Linked DNA regions of Homo sapiens: region 2 is linked to region 1. A link is an interaction called in ENCODE POLR2A ChIA-PET data of the cell type or tissue named here. Cell type or tissue: GM12878. All regions are shown on one strand. Region 1 overlaps ITPK1 (inositol-tetrakisphosphate 1-kinase). Region 2 has its middle 32 kb from the start of MOAP1.

What was found. Peaks named below come from ENCODE experiments on the same cell type or tissue, not always from the same donor. Only the 100,000 strongest peaks of a DNase experiment are listed, where the experiment ranks them.
Region 2: POLR2A ChIA-PET joins it to region 1 with 5 read pairs; 4 of 35 experiments call an interaction of 5 or more read pairs at or near these places.

What each region holds. Positions count from the first base shown.
Region 1 is chr14:93,032,971-93,036,970 of GRCh38, forward strand. The region is part of intron 3 of ITPK1 (inositol-tetrakisphosphate 1-kinase); the gene reads right to left. Among named protein-coding and RNA genes, the nearest start is that of ITPK1-AS1, 32 kb to the right of the region's middle. RefSeq lists an enhancer at 1,445-2,140. In GM12878, a CTCF peak has its summit at 1,595 (motif pointing right); no DNase peak of the experiment used is centred here; H3K27ac peaks cover 2,424 bases.
Region 2 is chr14:93,151,156-93,155,155 of GRCh38, forward strand. No RefSeq gene overlaps it. Among named protein-coding and RNA genes, the nearest start is that of MOAP1, 32 kb to the right of the region's middle. In GM12878, no CTCF peak of the experiment used is centred here; no DNase peak of the experiment used is centred here.

The DNA of each region.
Region 1 (4,000 bases):
GCTGCTGAGAAGGCATGGACACAGAGACACCTAGAGAGACTCAGGGTGAAAGCAGATCTGTGCCAATGCCCTGCCAGGGCTTGGGAAAGGTATAAGCATCGGTTTTCCCAGGGTCTACAAATGAAATCAGCACACTCAAATTTGTTGGGTCCCAGTTTTTGCTCAGAGGCCTGTGATTAAGTGTCATTTGTTATTCCTGCAATCCTACAGGTGAGAGTAGGACCGAAGGTCATCTCAGCCAGGCCTAGGGACAGGGTCAAGGGAGGTTTCCTGGGGTGGGTGATGTTAAGATAAACCAACTGTGCATTGGCACAGCAGTGCCTCAGGGACTCTGAGGCAGCAGCCATGTGACCTGTGAGCCTTGTGAAAAGGAGAATAAGAAAAGCTGGATCTGCTGCAATAACTTCCTAACCAGAGAAGGAAGGAGGCTTCCTCAAAGCCCCACAACAGCCAATGCCCCCCAACATTCCCCACCACCTCCTCTGGGCCAGCCCTGCTGAGCACAGACATCAGAACCAGGGTCTAGAGAGGGACCACTGATGAGTAATCAGTCAACAGTGACCACCCAGGAGTGAGGGCCCCAGGACAGGACTGGTAGAGGAACAGTGGGAGCCTTGGGGCTGGGAGGCTCCTGCTGAGAAAACCAAACAGCACTTCATGGAGGAAGCCAGGCCAGACAGGAGGTAAGAGGTACGTGTCTAAGGAAAGGCAGAGAGGAGAAAGAGGCGCTAGAGAGAGACAGACACACACCCACTGGTCCCCAGGGCCTCAGGAACCAGGGAGGGTTTCTCCTGGAAGAGAACGGAGTGTGTGAATGTGCGTGCCTGTGCATGTGGGTGTGTGGTGGGGCACAGGAGGGCTCTCGGGCAGCACAGGGGTAGCTAGGTGGAGAGGTCTAGAGCTAGGGCAGGAATGATGCAGGGGAGGAGACAGAAAGAGAAGCAGGACTGCACAGCAGCTGTGGGACTGGGGACTGAGGATGGGGCAGGGGGCAAGCACAGGACCTCTTCTGGTGAGGGGCAGGGGTGAGGCACCAGCTGGCAGCCTTTTTCCAAACTCAGGAATGGGGGAGAAAGAGTGGGCTCTGATGCTGGGAGCCCCCAGCTCCCTATCCAAAGTGTAGCCCCAAAAGCCGTCTAATACTTCCCCATGGGTCCCTGGTAAGCCCTGCCCCGACACCTTCCTCCCAGGTGCCCTCCCCCACATCCTGCCCCCAGCACACTGAACTGGGAGGTGGCTTCAGCCACACAGCACCTGCAGCAGCCGGGGGTTCCCATGGCAAACCACCCACCCCCAACACTCCCCCACCCCCTGTCGGAGCAGGAAGATGCTCTGGAAAACCTACCCTGACCAGAGGCAAAGTGACTGGGCTCACAAAATGCAAAAAGGCTCCTGAGTCTCTTGATTCTGACCCAGAAAACTCTTCTGGGGGCCCTACAGGCCTCCTCAGAGGGCGACTCCGGCCCCTCTGCCCAGTCTGTGCCTTCACTCCTGTATTTCTGTGCTTTTCCTCTCCAAGAATAGAATGGGGAGGCGGGCTCCACCACAGCTGGCCCCCACTGGGCTGGGAGATCTGTCTGCTCTGCTCCCCACTAGAGGGCAGGCCAGCCTGAGCTGCCTGGGGGCCCCTGGGACCTCCCACATCCTGCATGAAGGTGGGGACTCAGTGAAAGCCTATGGCTAAGTGGGCACATAATGACCCACCAAGCAAGGGAGAAGCAGACACTGAGATGGAAGCGGCAGCTGTGCCCACTGAGGGAGGGTGAAGAAGCCAGTTTAGCAGCGGAGAAGGCTGGCATGGCCCCAGCACACACGGGCAGTGGGCAGTGGGCAGTGCCAGTGCCCAGGGGCTATGCCCTGTGTGGGCCTGCACCACAGGGCCGAGGATTCAGTGGTTCCCTCCAACCTGAGGTCCTGGCCCTCCCATCACCTATGGGGCCTGGCAGGCCTTCCCTTCTCCAGCCCCACCCCAGGTAGCACTGACGGGCCTGGCCTCTGGGCACCTGCACCTACAAAGCAAGTCCTACAGGGTGAACACACCTCCTTCTTTTGGGTCCTGCCTCTTCTCCGCTAGGTTCTAGGGGCTTCAGGACAACAGCCTGCTGTCCTCTGCCCACCACCCCCTCTGAAACACACAGATGAGCTCACCTGAGCTCTCAGCTCACTAGGATGCTGATCTGTGGGACCTTGGTCACATTACGTTGCAGACATTCATTCAACAAATAGAGACCAGGCACTCGCTGTGGACTTCATGCTGCACCAGGGCAGCAGGGATGGCCTCAAGGGCAGACATGGTTGGCAGTTGGGCCAGTGAGGCAAAATAAAATGGAGGCTCTTCCAGAATGACCCAAAAGAGTGCAGTGAGCACACAAAGGCAGGCACAGGTATTCACGCTGGGCAGTCAAAAGCCGACTCAAAGGAGATGGCAGGTAAGCTGAGCCTTGAAGGACAGTGGAATGCCTCCCTCATCTCCCATGGGTGTGTATATCTGCACATGTACACCAGAGAGCCCCAAATCACCAGTGCAGACTGATGTGCTATGGAAATTCTGCACTGAGAAGCCAAGGGGAATGGGAGGTCAACAAATGGCCAAAGAGGCCATGCTGCCTAGGAAACAGGACGGGAGGGAGGGAGGGAGGGGGCTCAGGCCGCAGAAACCTGTCTGGCTGCTGTGACACTGGTGAGTGGGAGGCAGTGGTCTACCAGGCACTGCATGAGGCCCAGAATGGGAACAACCATGGCTGTCCAGGGCCTGGTGCCCGACAGCACCGTGAACAGCTGCCTCACCCTCCTGGGTACCAGGAGGTGGCAGAGGCAGGTTTCAACCCACCCAGGTCGGTCTGGACCAGAGCCTCCTGCTTCAGTTACTGGGCCTGTCACCTCCCACCAGAAACCAGCTGGGCCCAGGGCCTAGCCAGGAGACCAGAGAGGTCCAAGGCCTGGGCTAAGGGTGGCAGGCCCAGGTGGATGTATGTGGTGCCAAGTGGCTGCCTCTTCCCAGCCTGACTCCGGCACGTGATGACTAATTTGAATTGTTCTAATTCCTGAGGAGCATCCTCAGAGTTTGGAAACAGGTGGGAGGAGCACTCGCCAAGCCCAAGGCCACCCTTTCCAAGAAAGGGCTACGAAAGCAATGGTGGCGTCAGTGAGACCTGCCCCTCCCCAGGAGCCCAAGGTCCCAGGAGCCCAAGGTCGGTAACTTCAAGAGCTGCGGGGAGCAGAGGCCACAACCGGAGGGACACTGTCCCCGTCCTACTGGGAAGGGCCGCTCCTATAGCAACCAGCCCTGCCCCAGGAGGTCCACATGGTGCAGTGGACTGCAATGTCTAAAGGGCATCCGGTTGAGGCCACAAGGTCATGCTCTGTGACAGCGTGAGAAGAACTGCAAACATCTCACTGAGGTTTAAGATAAACCAAAGATGCTGAGAGAACAAATGTGACAGGCTCCTCAGTATTCACGGCTGCTTTCCCGCACGTCAGACACAGCCAACAATGACAAACACGTGACCTCCTCCGAGAGGCTGGTGGGAGCACGTGCCCCATTTGACCCCCACGGCTCTTGCTGTTTGCTGGTGGCAGCCTCTCCACACCCCCTAACCCCCAGCCACTCTCCCCGGCGTTCTGTGGCCCACACCCCTCATGACTCACCAGGCTCAGCACCCCAGGGGCCGGGTGAGGGCTCTCCCCCAGGAACACTGCCCCTATTCTCTGGGCTCTGGGATCGTTACCAACAACCCGCACCGCATTCTCTCCCACTCATCTCAATACCGCAGGGGAGGATGCAGCCCCCAGAACTTGGAAATGCCAAGAAAAATCCCCCCAGAGCAGAGCAGAGAAGGGCTGAGAGATGCTGACAGCTGCCAAAAAGGGACCTACCTGCTGTCAAGGGGTGGAAGCCCCAAACCTCAGTGCTTGTGACTGTCAGAGAGCTGGGAAAGCCACGGAACACACAGAGCCTCCCGGCTCGGCGACAATGCCCTGGCTGTTCCCCCGGCCCCCA
Region 2 (4,000 bases), 120 kb after region 1:
AAGGATTTCGAAAAGAAAAATGTGTTATGTAAGTCCCCTAGAATTATGCTTATGCAATTCAATTGATTTCTACTTTCAATTTAATCGAGAACACAGCTACTTCACTTTCAGAATTACGCTGTTTTATAAGGTAGTGCTGGCCTGTAATCTGGCAATGGGTAAATTATCCAGGGTCTCATGCTTTTATTTCGTCATTTGTGTTTGGCGAGTGGATAGATAAATAACCTTGCAGTTTCCCAGAGAATCAGGAAACATTTGACAGTTTGCCCTTGCAGCCTGTGTTGCAATTTTCGTTTTTGTTTTTGTTTTTCCCTGAAACAGAGTCTCACGCTGTCGCCCAGGCTGGGGTGCAGTGGCACAATCTTGGCTCACTACAACCTCCGCCTCCTGGGTTCAAGCGATTCTCATGTCTCAGCCTCCCAAATAGCTGGGATTACAAGCATGCACCATCATGCCTGGCTAATTTTTGTATTTTTAGTAGAGATGGGGTTTTGCCATGTTGGCCAGGCTGGTCTCGAACTCCTGTCCTCAAGTGATCTGCCTGCCTCAGCCTTTCGAAGTGGTGGGATTACAGGCGTGAGCCACCGCGCCTGGCCCCTGTGTTGCAATTTCCTGCCCTGCCTGCATCAACCTCTCCTTGACTCCATGAAATGAAACGTCTGCTGACGCACTAAAATAAAATCTTGCAAGTGAATCACTGATTGAGTTTGCTGATTGACATACATACCATTGCCATGTTAACCACATGATGGTAACATTATGTCTGGAGAGAAGGTGTGACCGTTTCCACCTATACAATCTTCAAAATCATCCCATTCAAGGGTGCTTCCTAATGTTCGAATAATTTATGAAAGAATAATGATATCTTATTGAGAAATACCTTCCCTGTACCCTCATCACAGGGAGACACCTGTTTATTCCTGTTGGGTTTTTTTTTTCTTTTTTTTTTTTTTAGATTTAGAGAGGGTCTTGTTCTGTTACACAGGCTGGAGTGTAGTGGTATAATCACAGCTCACTGCAACCTCAACCTCCTGGACCCAAGTGATCCTCCCATCTCAGCCTCCCAAGTAGCTGGGACTACAGGCAGGCACCACCACTTCCAGCTCCTTTTTTCTTGTAGAGATGGGGTCTCGCTATGTTGCCCAGACTGGTCTCCAACTCCTGGCTTGGAGTGATCCTCCCACCCCAGCCTCCCAAAGTGCTGTAATTACAGGCATGAGCCACGGTGCTTGACCCTCCTGCCAAGTTTTTGATGGTGGAAATGACAACACAGGGTGTGCTTTGGTGTCAAGATGACCTAGGTTCAAATCCCAGTTGTACTGATGGCCAGCTGTGTGGTCTTGGGCAACTTAACCTACCAGAGCTTCAGTCTCCTCATCTGTTGAAGAAAAAAAAAAAAACACTTGACAAAGGATGAGTGGTAGGTGGAGAAGATGATGGAATCAGGTAGCGCTCCAAGGGTTAGATGGGAGAAGGTGAGGCTGGGCGTGGTGGCTCATGCCTGCAATCCCAGCACTTTGGGAGGCCGAGGCGGGCGGATCACCTGAGGTCAGGAGTTCGAGACCAGCCTGGCCAACATGGCGAAACCCCACCTCTACTAAAAATACAAAACTTAGGGGGTCATGGTGGCGCACGCTGGTGATCCCAGCTACTCGGGAGGCTGAAGCAGGAGAATCGCTTAAACCCGGGAGGCAAAGGTTGCCGTGAGCCAAGATCTTGCCACGCTACTCTAGCCTGGGCAACAGAGCAAGACTCCGTCTCAAAAAAAAAATTGAGAAGATGAGTAAGCATAAAAAAGTTGTTAGTTTCTTCTCCTGTATCCTGGAGTCCCAGATTATATGGGAAAGGCTGGGAGGGCAGTACTTCCTTTCCAGCCGAGGTCATCTCCTAGGGATCAGAATCTGATCGAGTCAATTACATTTCATGAGAATGGCAGGTTTCTGAAGACTTTATCATTTACAACTCAAAAACTCAGGAATAATTTCTCATAAGAATAACTCTACAGTTGGGGGCATGATCCTTAGAACACAAATTCTACTGCCATTGTAGTATTGTTTTGCTTTCGTTGAGCCTTTGCTCTCTGCATCACTGCTAGTATTTTGCAAAATGCTCACACATAAATTACAACAAGTGCTCTCACAGGGATCGGAGCACTTCCTCGCAGCACTTTGTCTCAGCTAACCATTCTGCAGAAGTGATTACAACACTGATGATGCGCTTGTTAGCTGGAGCATGTCCGGGACCACTCAATGAAGCTCCACATGCCTGAGTCCCAGCACACCTGGACGCTGCTGTTCCCAGTGGCTGACTTGGGATAGGATGTATATTTCTGTTTACCTGCTAGAGTGGTACCACCCCGTGGGACCATCATAAACAGTGTACAATTCAGAGTTCCACCAATTTTGAAATGAAGGGATTCTTTTTTTCTTCTTCTTTTTTTTTTTTTTTTTGAGATGGAGTCTCACTCTTGTCACCCAGGCTGGAGTGCAATGGTGCCATTGTGGCTCACTGCGACCTCTGCTTCGCAGGTTCAAGCGATTCTCCTGCCTCAGCCTCCCAAGTAGCTGAGACTACAGGTGTGCACCACCATGCCTGGCTAATATTTGTATTTTTAGTAGAGACAGGGTTTCACCATTTTGGCCAGGCTGGTCTCGAACTCCTGACCTCAAGTGATCTGCCCACCTAGGCCTCCCAAAGTGCTGGGATTACAGGCATGAGTCACTGTGCCTAGCCAAGGAAAGGAAATTTATACCTCAAAAAAGAAGTGGAGTGCCACTGAGTTATGCTTTCTAGAAAAAAAAAAGTGAAGGCCGGGTGCAGTGGCTCACACCTGTAATCCCAGCACTTTGGGAGACCGAGGCAGGCGGATCACAATGTCGAGACCATCCTGGCCAACATGGTGAAACCCCATCTCTACTAAAAATACAAAAATTAGCTGGGCGTGGTGGTGCTCACCTCTAGTCCCAGCTACTTGGGAGGCTGAGGCAGAAGAATCGCTTGAACCCAGAAGGCGGAGGCAGCAGTGAGTTGAGATTGTGCTACTGCAAAATTTGCTGGGATTACAGTCGTGAGCCACCATGCCCGGCCTCATTTTAGCCTTTTTAAAGAAGTTTGCAGCTCATGCTTCAAGGAGGAGCAGTGGAAAGGCAATCATACAGGCCGGGTGTGGTGGCTCACTCCTGTAATCCCAACACTTTGGGAGGCTGAGGCGGGAGGATCACTTGAGCCCATGAGTTCCAGACCAGCCTGAGCAACATACCAGGACCCAATCTTTACTTTAAAAAAAAAAAAAAAAAAAAAAAAAAAGGAATGCTGGGTGTGGTGGCGCACGCCTGTAGTCCCAGCACTTTGGGAGGCCGGTGCGGGTGGATCACCTGAGGTCGGGAGTTCGAGACCAGCCTGACCAACATGGTGAAACCCCGTCTCTCTTAAATACATAAAATTAGCCAGGTGTGGTGGCACATGCCTGTAATCCCAGCTACTTGGGAGGCTGAGGCAGGAGAATCACTTGAATCCAGGAGGTGGAGGTTGCAGTGAGCTGAGATCGTGCCACTGCACTCTAGCCTGGGCAACAGAGTGAGACTCCATCTCAAAAATAATAATAAAATAAACAAAAAATAAATTTAAAAATGTTTTTAAAAAAGGAGCCAGGTGTGGTGGTGCACACCTGTAGTTCCAGCTACCCAGGACACTAAGATGGGAGGAACACTTGAGCCCAGGAGTTCAAGGCTGCAGTAAGCCAAGATTGTGCCCCTGCACTCCAGCCTAGGCAACAGAGCGAGACTCCATCTCAAAAATAAATAAAAACTTTTTTAAAAAAGAAAGGCAATCGTACATCTTATGGGGTTTGCTTCCAGAAGGAGCCCCACTCTGGCCAGGTTTGCCCCAGGCTTCCTAAAGGAGGCCCACTTCCTCACATATAAATGAGGGGCCTACACTTGTCCTTGGAAACTCACCCCCAATTTCTTTCATCAACTAGGGTCTTCCCAAGCTGCTTCTG